Linked DNA regions of Homo sapiens: regions 2 and 3 are each linked to region 1. The links are chromatin loops, found by intact Hi-C in ENCODE. Cell type or tissue: mammary epithelial cell. All regions are shown on one strand.

Region 1 (8,000 bases):
AGGCCCTATCAGCATCTCTCTTCTCTTTCTTCTTTCCTCCCCGTCTCTCCTTTTTCTCTCTCACATCTCCTCTCTCCTCTTCACTCCCATTCCTTCAGACAGCAGGTCTACCCTTCAGACTCTCAAACCCACAGCCCATCTGCGATCTCCAGACTTCAGGCCTCTAACTTCCACTTCCAGCTGCTGGCTTAGTGTTTCCACTGGATACCCTGCTGCGTCCAAACCCACGCCCTCCTGATTTCTCTTTCTCCAGGTAAGAACTCCACCACCGCGGCTTACTTCTATATCTCTAAAGCCACTCTACCTTGCCTTTCTCCTCACGTCTGGATCCAATCTGACACCGCCCACGCGGGAGCGCTCATGAGGTGGCTTAGAGGAAATTACAGGAGCCTTTGAGTCATAGGCACTCAAGTTCAGATCCAGGCTGGGAGCCTTCCGGTCATATGACTTTGGTGTCCTTATTTATAAAACAGCAAGGAAAATTCTTACCTCCCAATATGTTTTTTAAGAACCAAGTTATACAATATACGATTATGGTTAACACATCTTCCCCACCCCACCTCCATTTCCTGCCCTACTTCCAATGCTTTTACTGAGTCTACAGTAAATCTCAGAACTGGTCTCTGCCCCCTAGCCCCAGTACTCCCTCCCATCCATCATCCACCTTTCTGCCAGAGGGCTTTTGCTAAAACTTAGTTCTGAACCCATCACTCCCCTATTTAGAACCCTTTGGTGGTTGCCTGTGGCTCACAGGTTAAAGTTCAAAGCAGAAGCTGTGTCAATGTGATGGGAGTGAGAACCAGTTGACTATGGGGCCATCCAGACATTTCAGATCCTCATCCCCAACTAATTAGTTGTTTACACTTTGGGCCTCACTTTCCTCAACTATTTTTTGTGTGTTTGTTCAGACACAGTCTCACTCTGTCGCCCAGGCTGGAGTGCCATGATGCAATCTCGGCTCACTGCAACCTCCGCCTCCCAGGTTCAAGCAATTCTCCCACCTCAGCCTCCAGAGTGGCTGGGATTACAGGCACCCGCCACCATGCCTGGCTAATTTTTTTTTTTTTTTTTAGTAGAAACTGGGTTTCACCATATTGGCCAGGCTGCTCTCGAACTCCTGACCTCAGGTGATCCACCCACCTTGGCCTCCCAAAGTGCTGGGATTACAGGCATGAGCCACTGCAACCGGCCCTCAACTATTTTATTGTCATAAACTCCTAACTCACAAGACTGTGGTGAGAAGTGAACAGACTTTAGAAAGTGCCTACTGGGGTTTCAGCACACAGTAGGTGGGTCCCTGTCCCTCTTTACTCCTCACCTCCCCACGTTCATCCTCAACCCCAACCAGACCATTCACACTCTGGAGTTTCTGTGTCTCTGCTTATCCACCCACCTCTCAGTTTATGCATAATCCTTTTATGCTTTTGGAAACAAAGTGGTGGTTTCAACTGCCTGTCACCATGCTGGAGGCCTGAGCAGGCACAGACTCACAGCACCACGGGAAGGCCAGTCACAGGGCACATGCTATTTGCAGCATCACTAGAAAATGTTTCCCAAAGCAGTGTTCCCCTCTCTGGGGGGCTGGCCATGGTGCTTCATGAGCTCTTTTACTGCCCAAGTTTTTTTTTTTTTTTTTTTTTTGTGATAGAGTCTCACCCTTGTTGCCCAGGCTGGAGTGCAACGGCATGAACTCGGCTCACTATAACCTCCGCCTCCCAGGTTCAAGCAATTCCCCTGCCTCGGCCTCCCAAGTAGCTGGGATTACAGGCACCTGCCACCACGCCCAGCTAATCTTTTGTATTTTTAGTAGAGCTGGGGTTTCACCATGTTGGCCAGGCTGGCCTCGAACTCCTGACCTCAGGTGATCCACCCACCTTGGCCTCCCAAAGTGCTGAGATTACAGGTGTGAGCCACCGTGCCCGGCAGATGTTTTCTTTTATCATCTTTAAATGAAAGCTCTGGATTAAGAAACAGCAAAAGGTGGCTGTGCCATCTGTGGAGGAAGCACGAGGGTTATAAGTCATGTTGATGAAGGCAAACAGATCCTAAAGATGAACCTCCTGCATTCCCATAGTAGAACCTGTGCAGAACAATGTCAAAGAGGCCCTGGATTAAAGAACATTTCAGTGTGGAGACTCTCGGACGGCACACACTCCAAGAGCAAGAATTCCTACGGGAAGAAGGTGGTAAGTAAAAGGTCAGGGCCAATGTGGCCAGTTGATTTTTATTTTGCTTGATTCACTAGTAAACATACATGCCTATTTTTCCCTTAAAAAGTGGTTACATACCATTCACAGTCAGATGCCATATATCCAAAGGGTGGAAAGAAAACACCTGTGATTCTTGCTTTTTCTTTTTTCAAAGTAAAATATCATTTTGATTCAAGCCTTATTTAATTGTCTGGGGCATCTCAGGACTCACAGTTGGGTCTGTGGAGAGGAGTGTGACCTTGACCTTGGCTTTGGAGAATGAACCTGCTCTGTGCACTCCCCTCCTTTGTCCAGGGTCTCCCTCCTGATGTCCCCGAAACTTTCCCAGTCCCGCTCTGCACATGGCACGTGGCCTGGAAATGTAACCAGCCACTTCCCACATTTTTTTTCTATTGCACTTCTAAGGATCTTTTTTTTTTTTTGGGCAGAAAAATATACACAACATCAAATTTACCATCTTGACCATTTTTAAGTGTACGGCTCAGTGGCATTCACACATTCACACTGTGCAGCCATCACCACCACCTCCAGAACTCTTTTCATTTTGCAAAATTGAAACTCTGTACCCATTAACCAACTCCCCCTTGCCCCGCTTCCCCCACCCCAGCCATCACCATTCTACTTTCTGTCCCTGATTTTGGCCACTCTAGGAACCACGTATGAGTGGAATCATACAGTCTTTTGGTATCTGGCTTATTTCACTCAGCATATAATGTCTTCAAGGTTCATCCATGGTGTAGCATGTGTCAGGATCTCACTTCTTTTGAAGCCTGAATACCACCTTTTGTTTACCCATTAATAGACACTTTGGATTGTTTTCACTTTTTTTTTAAAGCATTTGAGGTAAAAACATACATATATAATTTAGCAACTTTATCATGTTTAAGCTTCCACCTTTTGGCTCTTGTGAATAACGCTACTATGAACATGGGTGTGCAAATCTCTGTCCAAGCCCCTGCTTTTGCTCCTCTTGGATATACACCCAGAAGGGGGATTTCTTTCACTATTCTGTTTTGCATCACAGTTAAAGGGTTACAAATCTTCTGTCATCACCCTCCATCCCTAAAACAGCAGCGCCTCACATAGCACAAATCTTTCCTGAAATACAGTCTCTCTCATTCTGGCACACACCTTTGCACCTGGCTGCAGGTGACCTGAGTTGGCCAGAAGTAAGCAGTTGCTGAAGTTTTGCTGATTTGAACCCAGCTCAAGGTGTATGTTTTTTCCTGGCCATTCTTCTGAGGCCAGAGTTCCCCCTCTTGGCCTGAAATGCAAAAGGGAACCAAGATTTGCACATTTTTTCTTAATTGCCCTGGACACTCATTCCCATCCTCTGTGCTTTCAGGTAGTTTTTCCCACTTAGCCTGAAATATTCAGTCATTCCAGGCCCTTGGAGGTTTTCCAGGAAATCTCACTTACTAATAAAGTGCCCTTTTGGCAGGGCAGGACAGCAAGGGCCAGAAAGGAGGTCAGAAGCCCATGGGGTGAAGCTGGCTTGACCCAGGCCATTAGAATGAGCAGTACCCTCCCAGACCAGCTGTGGAGAGGGCAGAGATCAGGGGGTGGCCCAAACCACAAGGACACTCAAAGCCAAATGTGGCCATCACCAAGGGATTCGGAATGGAGAGGCAAGTTGCAGGAGCCTGAGGCCTCCCTGAGCCCTGCACTACTTGACTCAGGAAAAAAAGTCTAGGCCAAGCTAAACCGAGTCTTTTAGTACAATAAACCGATACCAGGCATGGGCTGAAGAAGAGCAAAATGTCCCAACTACACGGGAGGGGAAAGAGCACCAGGCTGGGAGTCAGGAACTCTAGGAATTTTTTTTTTTTTTTTTTTGACAGAATCTCACTCTGTCACCCAGGCTGGAGTGCACTGATGCAATCTTGGCTCACTGCAACCTCCATCTCCCCAGTTCAAGCGATTCTCCTGCCTCAACCTCCCGAGTAGCTGGGATTACAGGCATGCACCACAGCGCCCGGCTAATTTTTGTATTTTTAGTGGAGAGGGGGTTTCACCATGTTGGCCGGGCTGGTCTCAAACTCCTGACCTCAGGTGATCTGCCCGCCTCTGCCTCCCAAAGTGCTGGGATTACAGGCGTGAGCCACCATGCCTGGCCTCTAGGAAGAATTTTCAGGATGGCCTCAACCATTCCTATGTATTTACCACAAGACGGCTTTGCAGCTCCTCCCTCCAGGAGGCAGAGTCTATTTTCCCTCTCCTTATATCTGAGCTCACCTGTGACTTGCACTGACCAATAAAATTCAGTCCAAGTGATGCCAGGATCTTCTGGGCCAGACCTTGAGGGGTCCTGCTGTTTCTGCTTTCTCCCTCTTTCTCCCCTGAGACCGCTATGTAAGAAAACTGATCTTGAGGGGCCACATGGAGGTTAACTGAGGAACCCAGCCAACAGCCAGACATGTACAGTGAGGCCAGCCCGCCCAACCATCCAGGGAACACAGTGAGCCCAGAAATACCAGCAGCAGAACAGCCAGCCAATCACAAATCAAGGAAAATAAGATGTTACTATAGTTCTGAGTCACTAAGGTTTGGCAGGAGGTGGTTGTTGCAAAGCTGTGGTTAACCAAGGCTAAGTCTTAATTCCTGCTCCACCAAGAAGCCACTGCATGGCTCCAGGCAAAACACCTTTGTTCCCTGGTCTTCTGTTTCTTCTGCAATACAATTAAGGGAGTAAGAAATGAGAAAGGAATAGAAAAGAATCACAGGCTTTAGGGCTCATCAGCTAGCATCTTAACTCTGTCACTACCGGTGTGACCTTAGACAAGCTCCTTAACCTCTCTGAGCCTCAATTTTCTCATCTCTCATATAAGAGTAATAATACCTGATTGAGTTTCTGTGAGGATGAGTTGAAATAAAGTGCTCAGCCAATAGTAGGTACTCAATAAATATTAATAGCGATGTCCTCGGGGAGCTGGGATTATGGTTAGGCACATGGACTTTGGAGCTACCTTCTCCAGGTTCAAATCCCAATCATGCTACTTTCTAGCTGTGTGGTCGTAGGCCAGTGACTTAACACCTGCACCTCAGTTTCCTCACATTATTATTAGATGACAATAGTACCTAGCTCGTAGGGTTGTTGTGAAAATTTAGAGAGTTTATACATGTAAAGAGCTCAGGGCTGTTTCTGGCACATAACAGGTGGCTCAATAAGTATTATATGTGTGTTTTTTTGTTTTTGTTTTTTCAGTTTATAGAACCCATTCCATCTACTTAACCTTCCCCTGGTCAGGTACAGAGGTGAGGAAACAGGCTGATGAGCTTGCCAGTTGATTCGCGCAAGGTCACAGAGCTAACAAATGTCAGGAGAGAAGATTCAAACTCAGGTCTGCAGGACTCTGAGCCCGGACAGATTAGTAAAATTCAACCACCATTTACTATGTGCCTGCCCCTGTGCTGGCCTTCGGAGCTGCAAGAATGTATGAGACCTTTCTCCACCCTCAGGCATTCTTGGGAGGGCAAACAGGCAACATTGCAATGTGATACGGGCTGTATAAAGGGCACTCAGAGCCATTAACTCTGCTGGGGCAAGTCCTAGGAAGCACAGAGGGGGTTCTCCCATGCTGAGTATTAAAACACTAGTAGATTCGAGCCACGTGCACGAGGAAGTACATTTGAGGCAGAAGGCGCAGCATGGGCAGGAGCTCGGAGAAGGGACTGGCAGCATGTGTGCAGAACCACACTAGACATCAGGGTCTAGTGAGGCTGGTGAGAACATAGGATTTCTTTCCTGCCACACATAAAATACCAAAACAGATTCTTAGGGATGGCAGTGAAGACCACAGCCAGGGCCTCAGTCACCCGTGACTGTCTCTCTCATCAACACCTTCTGGCAAAGCCATAGTTTCCATAATGCCCTTGGACATACCCTTTCAATCCTTCCTTGGAAGGGATAAAAAAGGAGGAAACAAGTTTATTCTCTTTCTACTCCCTCCTACTCCAGACCAGCCTGTACCATCCCAGACCCTGGCACGACCAACCCCACCTACTCCCTATCTCCCTGGGCACTGACTAGTAAGGCATGAACTAAATGAGTTTGCACTTGAACTCCAAATCCCAAAACCTTGCAGGCTTTGAAGGATGCTTGAGGGTCACCTGGTCTGATAGGGCTCCATGCAGCAGTGGGAGGTGGAGGCTGGGGGGTGGAGGTGGAGGCTGGGGGTGGAGGTGGAGGCTGGGGGGTGGAGGTGGAGGCTGGGGGGTGGAGGTGGAGGCTGGGGGGTGGAGGTGGAGGCTGGGGGGTGGAGGTGGCTCAACCCCAGGTGTGAAGGACTCATGAGTTACCAAGAGCAATCTTCCCACCCTGAGACAGGCTCTTGCCCACACCTCCTGGCGTCTGGAAAACAGCGGACCCGTAAGCCTCAAAAATGAGCTTCCTAAGGGCTGCTGAGTGGACACCTTTGCCTGTTCCATAAGTTCTTATTGAAGTGCCACAATAAATCATGCTTTGTGACATGTATGCAGCCTATGGGAAAAATCCATCCTAACTCTTGAATTCCCATTTCTAATGATCCTCAAGAAATTATTGAGAAAATCAAAACACTGTGTTTCGAAGGACTCACCACGGTTCAAACGGTTTCCACAAATCCAGAACGCAAAAGGCATTTTTCAAAGGTTTACTGTTCCCCAAATGACAATAATGCCATATTGACTGACTTCAGAGAAGCTCTGGGAATTTGGAAAAACCAGTCAAGCAAGCAAGATCTTTAACAGAGAAAAAAAAAAGTTGGTGAACTTGACAATTTTGTTAAAGTTCACAGCATTTTCCTGTTTTGACAGCACTTTTGCAGGTCCTGATGCCTCCGGGTCTTGGATAACACCATCCTCTACTTAGAGCTCCAGCCTCCAGCATCCCCAAGCCAGCCTGCCCCCCACGCTGCCAGCAGAGACATCTTTCTAAAACACAAATGGAATGTTACTGCTCAAAACCTTGCTGCAGCTTCTGGGGTGTTACTCTTGAAAGAAACTACAACAGTTCTCCAGCTTCTCCGGAATCCCCCAACCCACCTCAGCCAGAGGGAAGAAAATTTGGGTACTATCGACGGCCTGAGATTCATGATAGATACACACTCGCATTCATTCATTCAACAAACATTTAAGTGCATATTATATATGAAAAAAACAGGCAAAAATCTCTGCCTTCATGGGGTTTATATTCTAGACAGAGAGAGAGACAGACAAATCAGATAAATAAGATATATTGTACATTAGATAGTGATATAACAAACATTATGTGCTGGATGAGCCGGATGATGGAAGCAAATCCCCCCACGCACACACCCCACCCCAAGGCCTTCCACATGGGGTTTTTGGTTTTTGTTTTTCTTGAGACGGAGTCTCACTTTGTCACCCAGGCTGGAGTGCAGTGGTGCGATCTCGGCTCACTGCAACCTCTACTTCCCAGGTTCAAGTGATTCTCCTGTCTCAGCCTCCTGAGTAGCTGAGTAGCTGAGTAGCTGGGACTACAGGCGCACGCCACCACGCCCGAATAATTTTTGTATTCTTAGTGGAGACAGGGTTTCACCATGGTGGCCAGGATGGTCTCGATCTCCTGACCTCATGATCCACCAACCTCAGTCTCCCAAAGTGCCGGGATTACAGGCGTGAGCCACCGCACCAACCACAGCTCTTCTCTTTAACAAGCACTTAATCCTACCCCGCAGTAGCCCTCCTGGGAGCAAACGGGGTGTCCCACCTGATGTGGGTTCGAAGATGCTTGTCTGTGCATCTCAACCCAAGCTACAACCGTCCCGTCCTCCCTGATCGCAAACACAT
Region 2 (8,000 bases), 60 kb before region 1:
TATTATATTAATGTGATATTTTATTATCATATTAATACAATGTGATATATTAATATGATATATTAATAATATTGATTAATATTTAATCTCTGAGAGAGACTCTGTACCAAAACGACAAAAAAAACAAGACTCTTGCAGGCAGACATAAAGCTGCTGGACGTCGTAAGGAATACATCGGCGGAAGAAGACACAACCCCCTGCTCGTGGAGAGCATGCTGGCAGAAGAGCAGGCCGCCAGGCACTGGCAGGCCGGCAGGCCATCGAGCAGAGGAAGGATGTGGAGTTTGGCCTGAGTGGTCAGAGTTGAGCCTGGCAGCCAAGCAGCCTGACTCCAAGGGAAAACCATCTGCCTTCTGACTCCCCCATCTGCTGAGAGCTACTTCTACTCAATATAAAACCTTGCACTCATTCTCCAAGCCCGCGTGTGATCCGATTATTCTGGTACACCAAGGCAAGAAACCCCGGGATACAGAAATCCCTCTGTCCTTCTGATAAGGAAGGGGCTCTACTTGAGCTGGTTAACACAAGCCGCCTACAGACCACACACTAAAAGAGCACCCTGTAACACACACCCACTGGGGCTTCAGGAGCTGCCAACATTCACCCCTAGACACTGCCTTGGGGTCGGAGCCCCACAGCCTGCCCATCTGTATGCTCCCCTAGAGGTTTGAGCAGTGGGGCACTGAAGAAGGGAGCCACGCCCCCATCACGTGCCCTCTGAGGGGGACAAGGGAACCTTTCCCATTTCACCTGGAAGCATATGCCGTCATGCTTCCTGTACAGTCTGCAGAACTATTAACCAATTCAGCCTCTTTCCTTTATAAATTACCTAGTCTCAGGTAGCCATGCAAAATTTGGCTAATACAGTTGCCCACAGGGAAGGGAGTATGAGTAATAAGTAAAGAAATGGCGACTTTCATGTATGAAAGTGATGTTTTGGCCAGGCGCGGTGGCTCACGCCTGTAATCCCAGCACTTTGGGAGGCCGAGGCAGGCGGATCACAAGGTCAGGAGATTGAGACCATCCTGGCTAACACGGTGAAACCCCGTCTCTACTAAAAATACAAAAAAATAACTGGGCGCGGTGGCGGGCACCTGGAGTCCCAGCTACTCAGGAGGCTGAGGCAGGAGAATGGCGTGAACCTGGGAGGCGGAGCTTGCAGTGAGCCGAAGTCGCACCACTGCACTCCAGCCTGGGCGACAGAGAGAGACTCCGTCTCAAAACAAAAAAAAAAAAAAAAAGAAGAAGAAAGTGATGTTTTGCCCAAAACTGAGGTGGAAGCAAATTGTGCGTTCATCGTCTTTGAGAGCAGGTTGGAGATATGTTTTGAGAGCTTCAGTGAAAGGCCAGGCCCTGGGCCTGTGAGTGATACCTGAGGGTGAACGGGATATAAACCCTGTTGCTTGAAACATTCAATTAATAGGCCCAGATCAATTCGCTATCCTTTACTTCTCAGATCTGTGACTTGGTGTTTTTGATTAGCGAGTCATGTCTGATGGTGGTTCCAAATTATCCATGCCCCACCACTGAGAGGAACCTGATTTTTTTATGACCACGTGATGCCAGACAACAAGCTGTGTCTAGCTAGGTGACAACGAGGCAAGAAAGAAAGGTCCATGTCCAGCTAAGAGAGGCAAATCTCTCTCCCAGGATCTTTGAACAGCTCACTCCCTTTGCTACCTGTGTTAGAACCCTTCATTAATAAGCAATAAACCTTGACTCGCATTTGGAAATTTTAACTGACCATGGTTTGCTCTGTATTTAAATTTTATAAAATAAGACTGTATTGAGGTAATACCTGTGAAATATATAGCTCCATAAATAAATGTCCCCCTAGTATAGCTTTTGATTGGATATTTTCTATCTCGGTGGATGTTAAACAACTCATTTGGAAGCCTAGAAAACAATTTGATGTTTAAAATAGGTTTTTATACTCAAAAAAATATTGAGATACTTCATATACTTTTCACAATTACTCTAATGAATGAAAGGGAATGAAGTGGAGAGAGGGTGGTGTGGGAAATAAATGAATTTTCAGTCGTGGAGCACAAACTCAAAAACCATAGCCAAATTGACTCCCTGTGGTGCACATCTTTCAAGAGCCCTGCACATACAGACAGGGGGCCCTGGGTTCCAGCCACCAACCCCATTCCCCCTGCTCTCTTGAGAGGCCCCCAGCACCCTTTTCTCGCTGCCTCTGCTGCACTCTCCTGGCCAAACCCCAGCCTGCTCCAATCCAACTGTCTCACTTCTGCTCACCCACACCAGAGCAGCTAAATGTCACCCAAGAAAATCACTTCAAATGACCTGATTCTGATTTGTTACACTTTCAATTCATGACCACAGAATTCACTCAGAGACTAAGCCCTCTGGACCGCCCTCCCGTATTAATCTCTTGGGTTCACTTTGTGGCTGTCTTAGAAAACTGTTCTGTCGGCTATGCATGTAGGCTCACGCCTGTAATCCTAACACTTTGGGAGGCCGAGGCAGGCAGATTGCCTGAGGTCAGGAATTCGAGGCCAGCCTGGCCAACATGGTGAAACCCTGTCTCTACTAAAAATACACAAAATTACCCAAGTGTGGTGTAGGACGCCTGTAATCCCAGCTACTCAGGAGGCCGAGGCAGGAGAATCACTTGAATCTGGGAAGCGGAGGTTGCAGTGCGCCGAGGTAGCGCCACTGTACTCCAGCCTGGGCAAAATGAGTGAAACTCCACCTCAAAAAAAAAAAAAAAAAAAAAAAAAATTAAAAAAAAGAAAGAAAGAAAACTGTCACTTCTCTCTCCTTTAATCCCCTCCCAACTCCCATTTTGGCCAGTGGGGGCACCTCATTCTCCAGGGCAGAAAGAAAAGAAAATAACAACAGAAGCTCCCTCCTGTTCCTAGGCCAACCCTGTGTGAGGCGGGTGCCCACTCTTGCTCCTGTCTTAATAGAAGATGCATCCCTGCTCCTCTCAGAGGCCCATATGCCCTGGAGCCCAAGTTTCCTTACCTTCTCCAGGCATTTACTCCTCTCTCATATTTTAAAAATTACCCTCAGCTCATTTTGCACTTCTGCTTGAAACCCTCTGTGACTTCTTCTGTACTTAGAAAATCCACAGCCCCTATGCTGGTGGCTGGGCATTGGGGGCCTGGCCTCTACCCACCTCTCCAGCCCAGCTCCTCCTGTCCTCCATCACCTGTTCAGTCCTTTTGGCTCCTTGAACAAGCAAAACTGTCCCTCACTACAGGGCCCTCATAGTGGACACGCTGTCCACAGCCCTGTGGCCAGCTTCTGAGTTTATCTGGAGCTGAGGCAGACTGTTCCAGCTCGCTGGCTGCCTCCCTAGACAAGAGCCTGGGTCTCTCTGCTTCTCAGCCTAAGGGTGTCCTCTCCCCCACAGAACGTGTCCAGCTTCCCAAATGCACAACCCATGAGCATGGAGAAGTGACCAGCCCTGGAGACAACCCTCAGCCAGTGGGAGATGGGAGTAAATAGATGCACTCCCAGTTCCCACCTCTCATTGGGATGATCCTGAGCAAGCGTCACCATTCCTCAGAGGATCCCCACCGGACTGAGTTCCTGCTCACAGTGATACCCCTTCACGAATGCACGTGTTATGGGCTTTTTTTCCCTTCCCTGTCTGTTTCCCACCTCCCAATTTGTGCTTTGTTTTTTGGTTTTTTTTTAGACAGAGTTTTGCTCTGTCGCCCAGCCTGGAGTGCAGTGGCGCCATCTCGGCTCACTGCAACCTCGGCCTCCCAGGTTTAAGTGATCAAGCAATTCTCCCACCTCAGCCTCCTGAGTAGCTGGGATTATAGGTGCATGCCACCACGCCCGGCTAATTTTTGTATTTTTAGTAGAAATAGGGTTTCACCATGTTGGCCAGGCTGGTCTTGAACTCCTGACCTCAGGGGATCCACCCATCTTAGCCTCCCAAAGTGCTGTGATTAGAGGCATGAGTCACCGCGCCCGGCCCAATTTGTGCTTCTTGAAATCACTTCCCAGGTAAACTACCAGCGCCCAAGTCCCTCTCATAGAGCCAAACTAGGATGCACTTTGACAATCTAAGATCCTTGTTTTCTGTCTCTCCTTACCAGCCTGTCAGGCTAGAGCAGGTCCTTGTTTACCTTGGTCATTACTGTGTCATCAGTGCCAGCACATTCCTGGAGATCAAAAAAAAAAAAAAGTGAGTCAATGAATGAACAAGCCAAAACTGCTGAATGCACACAAGCACAGCCACATGTACACAATTCCCAAAGTTTTGAAGAATCAAAGATTGAACATTCTCTCTCTAAGCAAGCACTGACACCAAAACCTGAGACACTCATTCTTCGTTCTCATCTAAGAGTTAACAGTTTCCCTGAGGCCTCCTTCTCCAAAGGCAATGTTACCCACTAGTTAACTTAAGCCTTTTAGAGGAAAAAAAAAAAATAGTTACTTGAGATTAACACTAGAACATGCTTCTATCTCCTGGTTTTTATCTCTAATCTTAGTCAAGCCATTCCTAACTTGCCCTTCAGTATAGATCAGTAATTCAGAGTGAAATCTCTAGAGTTAGACTCCCTGGGTTCAAACCCCAGCTTAGCCTCAGTTTTTTTTTTTTTTTTTTTTTTTACCATTTGTACGGTGGGGATAATAAGAGTACTATATCACAAGGTTACTGGGGGACTAATTGCATTAAAATATACAAAGTCCTTAGGACACTGTTGGCACATGGTAGGCACTATTCAGGTATTTGTCATTAGTTCTAGTGTTAATATCTTTTTTCTTTTTTTTTTTGAGACGGAGTCTCACTCTGTTGCCAGGCTGGAGTGCAGTGGCAGGATCTCGGCTCACTCCACCTCCCAGGTTCAGGCAATTCTCCTGCCTCAGCCTCCCGAGTAGCTGGGACTACAGGCGTGAGCCACCACGCCCAGCTAATTTTTGTATTTTTTGTAGAGACGGGGTTTCACCATGTTGGCCAGGATGGTCTCAATCTCTTGACCTCGTGATCTGCTCCCCTCGGCCTCCCAAAGTGCTGGGATTACGGGCATGAGCCACCACGCCCGGCCATCCTAGTGTTATCTCTTATTTCCCACCTTTGGAACCTGATATTGTGGACACAGCCGTGTAGTCTGCGATCCCCCACCCTCAGTCTGTGGTTACCACTCCTTCTCCTGTCTTCAATCAGGACCTTTCACAAACAGAATCCAGGGTCCCAAGTGGAGGGCAAAGCCTCACTGAGGTGTAAAACATCCCCTCCTTGATCCAAAAGCCTACCTCAGTCCCCCATCAAGGGAGCTATGATGGTTAATTTTGTGTGTCCACTTGGCTGGGCCATGGTGCCCAGGTATTTGGTCAAACATTATTCTGGATGTTTCTGTGTGGGTGTTTTTGGATGAGTTTGACATTTAAATTGGTGGACTTTGGGTAGAGTGCCCTCCATGAGTCGGTGGGCCTCATCCAATCACCTGACAGCCTGAATAAAACAAAAGATTGCTCTCCCCCAAGCAAGAGGGAATTCTGCCAGCAGATGGTTTCAGACAAGAACTGCAACTGTGGCTCTTTCCTGGGTCTCCAGCAGGATGGCCTATCCTGTGAATTTTAGGCTTGCCAACTTCCATTATTCATGCACCTATTCCTTAAAATAAATCTATACACTGTTGATCAAAATTAAGGCTCTTGAGGCTGAAATAAATTGAAAAAGCTTTAGCAGAAGTCAAATGTGAGCATCAACCTGGGAAGACACACCAACGAATTTAGGTGTGTTCCAAAGTCTGTTACAAGTTGGAATGCCATTATAAGAACGTTTAGGAGAAGGGAGGGGGTCTTCTCATATCAGAGTTGCTCTTTTTTATTGGTGGGTTCAATTCAGAGGTTACAATCATCGGCTACAGTTTACAGCATACTGGCCAAAATGTCCTACAGCAAGACAATCAGCAAAACTTCATGCATCAGAAACAAATCAGTGTCCGTTTCAGTGTTAATAGGTTACATATTAATCAGTACATCAAAAATTTGAGGAACTCACAATAAGATTTGAGGGACTCACAATAAGATTTGTTACTCAGAGGGGCCAGGCGCGGTGGCTCACGCCTGTAATCCCAGCACTCTGGGAGGCCGAGGCGGGTGGATCATGAGGTCAGGAGATCGAGACCATCCTGGCTAACAAGGTGAAACCCCGTCTCTACTGAAAATACAAAAACTTAGCCGGGCGTGGTGGCGGGCACCTGTAGTCCCAGCTACTCAGGAGGCTGAGGCAGGAGAATGGCGTGAACCTGGGAGATGGAGCTTGCAGTGAGCCGAGATCGCGCCACTGCACTCCAGCCTGGGCGACAGAGCAGGACTCTGTCTCGAAAAAAAAAAAAAAGATTTGTTACTCAGAGACAGGATGTAAGCCATGAATCATAAGACCTTTCCCAGGTGGTTAATTTGGAAGCCTGCCAAAGGTGACCTGTAAGTTATCATTTCCCCTTTTTGATCAAAAATCTTCATGTGGAAGCACTGATGATAAATCTCCACTTAGGTTAGAGTGATAGACATTCTTTATCCCTAGGCACTGAGAAGGCTCATTCCCAGGAAGTCTCATCTCTCAATGCAAAGAAAGAACCTTGTTATTGCAGGCAGGTTGTTAGCAACATGGGGCAGAACATGACACAAGGCTATGTGCTGTTTTCCTGAATAATGAATCACATACAGTTGCTGGGTGATATTATTTTGGCCTTAGCTGTTGAGGAATAGTTTCCATATTCTGGAGAATTTGGGTAAAGAGAAAATAAGTGTCTTAATTTTGTTCACAAAAGCATACTTTACCCAATTGTTGTAAGGTGGCTCAAAAGAAGGAAAACTTTTTGACGTTGGAAAACAGAATATAAAAAGAATTAGCAATTTTTTTAAAAGTCATAAAAATCATTTTAGTCCTCTATGAGTGCAGTCCCGTGTAATTCTTGTTTTGTTTGATGTTGGGTTAGTGATCTTGATGTACAACTTTTTATGGAAGTTTTTATTTAGTCTATTATTCTTAAAGTTATCGGAAATCTGTATTCAAAAGGACTTGTTAGAGTCTCTTCCATGGAAAGCAGTTTTGGAGTATAGCTGATTGCAAATGTTTCTAGAGAAGATTTCAAAACAATAGCTCTGGCCTGTAATCCCAGCACTTTGGGAGGCCGAGGCGGGTGGATCACTTGAGCTCAGGAGTTCGTGACCTGCCTGGGCAACGTGGCAAAATCCTGTGTCTACTAAAAATACAAAAAATTAGCCAGGCGAGGTGGTGCACGCCTATAATCCTAGCTACTCGGGAGGCTGAAACAGGAGAATCGCATAAACCTGGCAGATGGAGGTTGCTGAGAGCTGAGACTGCACCACTGCACTCCACCCTGGGTGACAGGGTGAGACTCTGTCTCAATTTAAAGAAAAAAAAAAGCTATGATCACAAAAACTTTGAATAGCCATAGGTTAAATCTGATGAAAATTCCCAATTGACAAAGAAATTTAGTTATTTCCATTGCATGTAGCATTTTAAGATAACAACCACAACTATGACTGACAGTGTCATATCAGGACCATTAGACTTTTATAAATTTTATGTAATCTTTAGAATACTCATATTAATAACATAGCCATATAATTTTAGAAAAAATTAACATAATCAAAATTATGACTGATAACATATTGGGTTTTTATAATTTACATACTTTTTGGAACATTTATATCAACAACATACCCATAGATGTAACTGAAGGAAGATTAGTATCATTTATTGTCATTGTTTTCCATATAATTCACCAAATACATATATTAGATCAAAAACTGCAATTAAAACTGCAATTACTTTTGCACCAACCTAATATTTAATCCAAAAAGACTTAATTTAGGATTTTCACCCTTGGAAAATACGTCAAATATGTCAGAAGTTTCAAAACATTGGAACAAAACAAAATTACAGGTCATTGTCTTTGTAAAATAATAGTTATTTATTTAACCAGTGTGACAATCAAAAGACCTCAGGGGCCATACAGAAAGTTACATGAATATAAAAC
Region 3 (8,000 bases), 640 kb before region 1:
AAAGTAGTTTTCTCCTCTACCCCTCTCATTCCTTCCGTGCCATGGTTTTAATTGACCCTGTTTTTAATTCTTCTGGTAGTTTTCTCTATTTCCAAGTAATCTGTTTAAATCAGTTTCTAGATTTTACCCCATGTCAATGACAAATGAGGATTTGATGCTCTGATCCTTTCTCATGCCTGATACCCCTCCCTGTCTCCCCATTTTGGATAGTTACATTTGGGGGTCATCTCGGTGATTTTTGTAACTTTACGCAGGACACTTAGAGCTCTCTAGAATCCCACTGACTTTAGTGGGTCTTGATGTAGGGTGGGCAAGCCCCGACACTGGAGCTTAGCCTGAGAGGGTTCTTGGCCTCCCCCAGGAAAGATTTCAAAGGCAAGCGCCAGTGGTAGGGTAGAAGAAAACAGCTGTGGTCGGGCACGGTGGCTCACGCCTATAATCCCAGCACTTTGGGAGGCCGAGGCGGGTGGATCACCTGAGGTCAGGAGTTCCAGACCAGCCTGGCCAACATGGTGAAACCTCATCTCTACTAAAAATACAAAAAAACTAGCTGGGCGTGGTGGCGGGCGCCTATAATCCCAGCTACTTGGGAGGCTGAGGCAGGAGAATTGATTGAACCTGGGAGGCGGAGGTTGCAGTGAGCCAAGATCACGTCATTGCACTCCAGCCTGGTCAACAAGAGTAAAACTTCATCTCAAAAAACAAAACAAAACAAAAACAACAACAAAAAACAAAAGAAAAACAAACAAAACCAAAACCAAAACAGCTGTATTGAAGCTGCAGTGTTGCAGCTCTGTGACTGCCCTGCAGAGCAGGGCTACCCCATAGGCAGCGAGCAGCAGCTCAGGGCAGTTCTGCAGTCAGATTTATACCCACTTTTAATTACATGTAGATTAAGGAGCTGCATATACAAAGATTTCTAGGGAAGGAGTAGTAACTTCTGGGTCCTGGGGTCTTTGCCACGGAACAGGGCAGTATGCCAGGGTGTTGCCACGGCAATGGTAAACTGACATGGCACCCTGGGGGTCATGCCTTAGGGAAAGCCGCTTCCACTCGCCCCTGTTTTAGCTCATCTTCAAGTTAGTCTGGTGTCCAAGCTCCACCGCCTGCCTCAGTCTGGTGACCTCCTTCTGTGTCTGATGAGCATGGCAGCGTTGGGACCTTCCCCTTCCAACTCTCTCCCTCCTCTTCGTCCTCCCTAAAGGACGGGTACGAGGAGGGGCTATCACGCCAGCGACATCCTCTAGCACCACCCAGGTGTGTGGGGTGGGGCAGGGGGGCGACGAAGTATCCAGCCCAGGGCCACGTAGTCAACTGCCAAGGGCTTCCTGGGCTTCTCTTCTGCCCCAGAGCTTGTCTCCACCCAGCAGGGGTTCCCCCAGCGCTAACTGTATCCCTAAAGTTCTGATGTACTTTACTTTTCCATCTTCCTTGTTGTTAACATCTACCTTCTGCTCTGTAAGCAAAACTAAATCTTCTGTGCTTTGTCCATAGGTTGATTCTACAATCTGAAAATCAATAAACAGCATTTGCATGATTGTGGCTGTGTAGGTGTGTTTCCCCACAGGGCCCAGCGCAATGCTTCCACTGCATTGCTTTCTCTGTGGTTCCAATTTCGTGACCCCTGGGACACCAGAATGAGGATATTTCTGGCATCTGGAGTGATAATGTACATTTTAACATGGCAGTGTTTTATGTTTTTCTTCTCTTCTCCTCTTCCTTTTTTCTTTTTCATTTTTTTTTTGAGATGGAGTCTCACTCTGTTGCCCAGGCTGGAATGCACTGGCTTGATCTCGGCTCACTGCAACCTCCAACCTCCACCTCCCAGGTTCAAGCAATTCTCGTGCCTCAGCCTCCTGAGTAGCTGGGATTACAGGTGTGTGCCACTGTGCCTGGCTAATTTTTTGTATTTTTAGTAGAGACGGGGTTTCACCATGTTGGCCAGCTGCTCTCGAACTCCTGACCTCTGGTGATCTGCCCACCTCGGCCTCCCAAAGTGTTGGGATTACAGGCGTGAGCCACCGCGCCCGGCCTCTTCTTCCTTTTTTCTTGCAGTACTAGAAGGTTTGATGTGTAAGCCTTCCCACCCTTGAAGAAAAGGGGTTTCAATTTTTGGATGATTAGGCTCAGTAGTCCAGTGGGCCATAGTATGAAGGAACCACGTGAGAGAGGAGATTTTAGAAGAGGTCAGAGGAAGGGGATGTTATGGCCTGCAGAGGGAGCAAGGCAGGTGTGTCCTGAGGCCAAAGCGAGTGCCTCGAACTGCAGAAGGTGGAACAGGGAGGGAGGCTGGGGCCAGAGAGCCAAGGGGACCTTCACTGCTGCCTCCTGGCAGCGCTGCCTACGGGGAAAGGCCTGGATGTTGTCTGGGCAGCCAGAGTCGAGTGTGGCTCAGAAACAGATGAGGGGCCTGGCAAGGGGCATTACTTCGGGGCCAGGGACTGTGGCTCGCAGACTTCCCAGTCTCCTTTGCCCTGTCCATTGTCTGAATGTAGCTATCCTACCAGCTACCCTTTCTTTTGGGGACAACGAGCAGCGAGGGTGCCCCCCTCATTTGTGGTGAGAACGTGGCCTGTGGGCTCCCTGGCTGGACAGAGGCCCGAATGCAGCCTATGCTCGGGCTTGGTCCTGTCCGGCTCATCCCGTGTGGACAGCTCCCCTTCTGATGCCTCTGGATGTCTGAAAACAGGAAAAAGGGGATAGGGACCAGGAAGCCCATAGCATGTGGTGGAGATACCCTGGAGAGAGGGTGCACAGGGACCCTTGTCCTATTGTTACAATCCTCTGAAGGCAGAGGCTGGGCCAGTAGAACCACTGTTCAGAAACTGCCGCATCCCACACCCCATCTTCCTAGTGCAGAGGAGGCGGGAGGCAGACATGGGGAGAGATGCAGGCAGCCTCCCATCCAGGGCTCTGGTTGCTGCATGGGCTTCCTTCTGCTCCCTGAAAACCAACCTAAAGGAAGGGCGTGGCTGGTCAGGTCTGGGCGGGCAGTTGCAATAGTTTGCAGGGCCTCTCTTCCAAGGGCTTCTTTCCCGGAGATCCAGCCGGAAGGCTTTGTTTTCAAGTTGCCAGCAGGTGGCAGCAGAGACCAAGCAGACGGGTCCCCAGGGTAGGAGATGGCCGCTTTGGGCTCCGGATGTGGCGGTTCTCCATCAGCCCTGACCATCCCTGACGCTGCAGGTCACAAGGTCAGGCAAGCTGATGACAGGAAAGGAGGCATTTAGAACTATGGAATGAGGCTGCCAGCAAACTAGGTCCTTGGAGGCAACTCAGTCCCAACCCCTTGTACAGATGGGGAAACTGAGGCTTAGAGAGGGGCAGTAGCTCCAGGATTAGCATCAGGTTTCCAGGAGTCTGGGCTGGGGCTTTCTTTTCTTTTCTTTTCTTTTCTTTTCTTTTCTTTTCTTTTCTTTTCTTTTTTTTCTTTTCTTTTCTTTTCTATACTGTGCTGCCTCCTTCACTGGATGCTTCGTATGTGGGTATGATGCATTTTTTTTTAAAAAAGGAGAGAATGTGAAACTTCTATCAGGCAGCAACCTGCGGCAATGCCAATAGCCTTTGTTTGGGAGCAGTTGGAAGGGTCAGCACGAAACGACCTTGTGTGGGTTTTGAAGCCCCCTTTGGCCTGGCACGTCCTCAGGAATCATTACTAGTTAACCAAACCAAGGCATTTGCTCCCAGGCAGGAGCCACCATACTGACCTCTGGAGTTGACAGACACCCTGAGACCAGGGAGTCCTTTGGGTCAGCAGTAAGGGGCTGAGTGGCCCGAGGGACACCCCCTTCCTCGGGTATTGTGCAGGGGCAATAGTTTCCCATGGTGGATGCAGCAAATTACCACAAACTTAATGGCTTAAAACAACACACACGTATTCTCTTATAGTTCCAGAGGTCAGGGATTCTAAAACGGGTTGGCAGGCAGGGCTGTGTTCTTTCCAGAGGCCGGAGGAGAGAGTCCATTTTCTTTCCTGCCTATTTCAGCTTTTAGAGGCTGCCTGTATTCCTTGCCTTGTGGCCCCTTCAAAGGCAGCAATGGAGCATCTTCCACTCTGCGTCCCTCTGCTTCCGTCACCATGAGGCTTCTGCGGGTCCCTGACCCTCCTGTCTCCCTCTTATAAGGACCCTTGTGCTTACATTGCCCCCACCTGCCAGGTAATCCAGGCTCACCTCCCCACCTCAAGGCCCTTAATGTAATAATCACAGCTGCAAAATTCCTTTGCCTTAGAAAGTAACCTGCTGGGCGCGGTGGCTCACGCCTGTAATCCCAGCACTTTGGGAGGCTTAGGTGGGTGGATCTCTTGAGGTCAGGAAATCGAGACCAGCCTGACCAACATGGTGAAACCCTGTCTCTACTAAAAATACAAAAATTAGCTGGGGGTGGTGGCACGTGCCTGTAAATCCAGCTACTGGGGAGGCTGAGGCAGGAGAATTGCTTGAACCCGGGAGGCGGAGGTTGCAGTGAGTCGAGATTGTGCCATTGCACTCCAGCCTGGGTGAAGAAGCAAGACTCCGTCTCAAAAAAAAAAAAAAAAAAGTAACCTATCCACAGGCTCTGGGGATTCAAATGTGGGCATCTTTCAGGGGGTTCATTATACTGCCGCTTAGTCTCTGTGGGTCTCCGATCTGTCCTCTGCCTCGCTGGTGGGTGCCCTAGAGGCTCAGCCTACATATGTCCCGGCTCCCGTGCCCTCTGCCTTCCCGTTGGGTTTGGCCGGCAGGAGGCAGCAGCAGGAGACCTGCTTGCGGGAGGAGGGCACTGGGCTGTTTGCTTTTCTGATTCCCTCCTCGCTGGGCTGCAGTCTGGCAGGGGTTGCGCTCTTTACCTGTGGTCACAGCAGGTGTCCCCGGCCACGGCTCTCACTGGTCTCCAAGCAGTGCCTCCCCAGGTCCTGCAGCCTCAGCACAGCAATGGCTTCCCACCCCTGCTCGTTCTTGCTAGCTCCCCCCATTCCTTACTGGCTTCTCAATCCCTCCCGCATCTTCATTCTGCTTCTGTGGCTACTCTGTTTGCATAAGCCACCTGTTGGCTGCCAAGACCCTGCCTGAGCAGGTATCACATCTCCACCAGGATGCAGGGAGCAGAGGAGAGCCGAGGAGGCTGAGAACACACACAGTGTCTCCAGCTCCTCAGGGGTGTGGGCAGAATTTGAACTTAAGCCCAGATGCCACAAATGGGTATTAGAGCTGGCATTTTCCAGCCCCTGGGACACGGCTGCCTCCCACAGCCTCAGTTGATGCCCTCCATGGCAGGGCCACCTGCTGGGAGAAGGTCTAACCAGAAGTGACATCTAAGGGCCTGGCCTGCATCTGGAGTTGCAAACGTGGCAAAGGAATACAGCACAGGTGCAGGTGTTGCTTGTCCTGGGGCCAAGGCGCCTCCCTGTCTGTGAGAAATGGCCAGGCAACCTCAGTCAGATTTTTTTTTTCTTTTTTAAAAAATTTTACTTTAAATTCTGGGATACATGTGCAGAATGTGCAGGTTTGTTACACAGGTATACATTACATGTGCCGTGGTAGTTTGCTGCTCCTATCAACCTGTCATTTAGGTTTTAAGGCCCGCATGCATTAGGTATTTCTCCTAATGCTCTCCCACCCCTTTCCCCCCATCCCCTGACAGGCCCTGATATGTGATGTTCCCCTCCCTGTGTCCATGTATTCTCATTTTACTTTCTCTCTTTCTTTTTTATTTTTTTGGAAACGGAGTCTCACTCTGTTGCCAGGCGGGAGTGCAGTGGCGTAATCCCGGCTCACTGCAACCTCCGCCTCCCGGGTTCAAGTGATTCTCCTGCCTCAGCCTCCTGAGTAGCTGAGATTATAGGCACGTGCCACCATGCCCGGCTAATTTTTATATTTTTAGTAGAGACAGGGTTTCACCATGTTGGCCAGGATGGTCTTGATCTCTTGATCTTGTGATCCACCCGCCTTGGCCTCCCAAAGCGCTGGGATTACAAGTGTGAGCCACCACGCCCAGCCCATGTATTCTCATTTTTCAACTCCCACTTATAAGTGAGAACATTCAGTGTTTGGTTTTCTGTTCCTGTGTTAGTTTGCTGAGAATGATGTTTTCCAGCTTCATTCATGTCCCTGCGAAGGATATGAACTCATTTTTTATGGCTGCATAGTATTCCATGGTGTGTATGTGCCACATTTCCTTCATCTAGTCTAGATGGGCATTTGGGCCGGCTCCAAGTCTTTGCTATTGTAAATAGTGCTGCAATAAACCTAAGTGTGCATGTGTCTTTATAGTAGAGTGATTGATAATCCTTTGGGTATATACCCAGTAATGGGATTGCTGGGTCATCAGTCATATTTAACTTAGCAAACAGTTCAACTTTCACCAGTGTGGCTCTGCAGGAGGCTTGGTGCAAGCCCTGGGAAGTAACAGCAGCACCTCTTTGTGAGTGCCACCTCCCCACCTCAAGTGGTCATCATTGGCTCCATTTGGCAAAGGAGTCTCAGCTTAGGGAGGAATATGGGCTGCCTGGCTCACAGCTGCAAGTGGCTGAGCCCAGAGTTGATGCACATGAGTTGGATGCAAGCTTGGGATCCTTCCACCTGTAGATCACCAATAAGTGATGAGATTGAAGATGACTTGAACTAACTAGATCGGAGCATGGCGCTCTAGTTAGATCTAGTTTTTCTTACAGGGGGTTGGGGGGAACTCAAGGAAACCCTTTCCTCAGGGCTTTATTTTTTTTAAATTTTATTTTATTATTATTATTTTTTGAGATGGAGTTTCGCTCTTGTTGCCCAGGCTGGAGTGCAATGGTGCCGTCTTGGCTCACTGCAACCTCCGCCTCCCGGGTTCAAGCGATTCTCCTGCCTCAGCCTCCAGAGTAGCTGGGATTACAGGCATGCACCACCACGCCCGGCTAACTTTGTATTTTTAGTAGAGATGGGGTTTCTCCATGCTGGTCAGGCTGGTCTTGAACACCTGACCTTAGATGATCCACCTACCTCGGCTTCCCAAAGTGCTGGGATTACAGGCATGAGCTACCACGCCTGGCCAGGGCTTTATTTTTCACCATGGTAAATTTACTAATGAAGACCTGAGCAAAATGTGGATTAACCAGGTAATTTTTTTTTTTTTTTTTTCTGAGATGAAATCTCACTCTGTTGCCCAGGCTGGAGTGCGGTGGTGCGATCTCGGCTTACTGCAACCTCCACCTCCCGGGTTCAAATGATTCTCCTGCCTCAGCCTCCCGAGTAGCTGGGACTACAGGTGTGTGACACCACGCCCAGCTAATTTTTGTATTTTTAGTAGAGACGGGGTTTCACCATGTTGGCCAGGCTGGTCTCAGTCTCTTGACCTCATGATCTGCCTGCCATGGCCTCCCAAAGTGCTGGGATTACAGGCGTGAGCCACCGTGCCCGGCCAATGGTGTGTCTTAACAGTGGAGAGGGGAGGTTCCACAGCCACCACAGGGCGTGGTGTTTGTGTGGAAGAGCAGCTGGGGACCAGGTGACAAGATGTCTTTGTGATGCAGAACACAAGTCTGTTGTAGTGTTGCTCTGAGAGTCTCTCTCGGACGCCATCTGCCTCCACGTCACAGGCCACTCTCGTGCTGCTTGAGCTGCACGGTGAGTAAACTACTTTCAGTTTCCTGCAAGGCCATTGTTTCTATAGGGTCTCAACAATAGTTTAGGGTGGAGGGAGCTTAGGATGGAGGGGCTGCCTGAGGCTTACCCGTGTCCCGATTTCCCCCCAGTAACAGCTCCTCACCATGTCAGCTGCCTGTGAGGACGCTGTGGCAGTCCAGGTGTGGTTGCTTTGACAGCTGACATCTGCATGCGGGTTTTTAATCTTCCTCCCTGGGCTTGCCAAGTTTTGTACCTGGAGCGTCTGTCTTGAATTTCACCTTGATGGAACGGTCCATGAGTGAGGCGTCATCTTGACCACCTCTGAGCGCTCGGGATAGGCGGCTGCTCCTTGCTCAGCCTCTTTCTCCATTCCTCTCCCGCTTGAGGTTTTAATGGAAAGGTTAGGTAAACTAGCAT

What was found. Peaks named below come from ENCODE experiments on the same cell type or tissue, not always from the same donor. Only the 100,000 strongest peaks of a DNase experiment are listed, where the experiment ranks them.
Region 2: it touches region 1 in a loop (9-fold over the local background); 4 of 110 quality-filtered maps call a loop at or near these places.
Region 3: it touches region 1 in a loop (5-fold over the local background); 2 of 110 quality-filtered maps call a loop at or near these places.

The regions. Positions count from the first base shown.
Region 1 is chr17:5,773,046-5,781,045 of GRCh38, reverse strand. All of the region lies in intron 1 of LOC339166 (a long non-coding RNA gene), which reads right to left. Among named protein-coding and RNA genes, the nearest start is that of NLRP1, 190 kb to the right of the region's middle. In mammary epithelial cell, no CTCF peak of the experiment used is centred here; DNase peaks (open chromatin) are centred at 365 and 4,735.
Region 2 is chr17:5,833,326-5,841,325 of GRCh38, reverse strand. LOC339166 (a long non-coding RNA gene) reads right to left here. Exons shown (of 4, transcript NR_040000.1): 2 at 4,110-4,145. Among named protein-coding and RNA genes, the nearest start is that of WSCD1, 230 kb to the left of the region's middle. RefSeq lists an enhancer at 3,314-3,815. In mammary epithelial cell, no CTCF peak of the experiment used is centred here; DNase peaks (open chromatin) are centred at 4,105 and 6,485; H3K27ac peaks cover 4,363 bases.
Region 3 is chr17:6,417,276-6,425,275 of GRCh38, reverse strand. AIPL1 (AIP like 1 HSP90 co-chaperone) reads left to right here. Exons shown (of 6, transcript NM_014336.5): 6 at 1-1,538. Among named protein-coding and RNA genes, the nearest start is that of AIPL1, 14 kb to the left of the region's middle. In mammary epithelial cell, CTCF peaks have their summits at 3,082 (motif pointing right) and 4,721 (motif pointing right); a DNase peak (open chromatin) is centred at 3,085.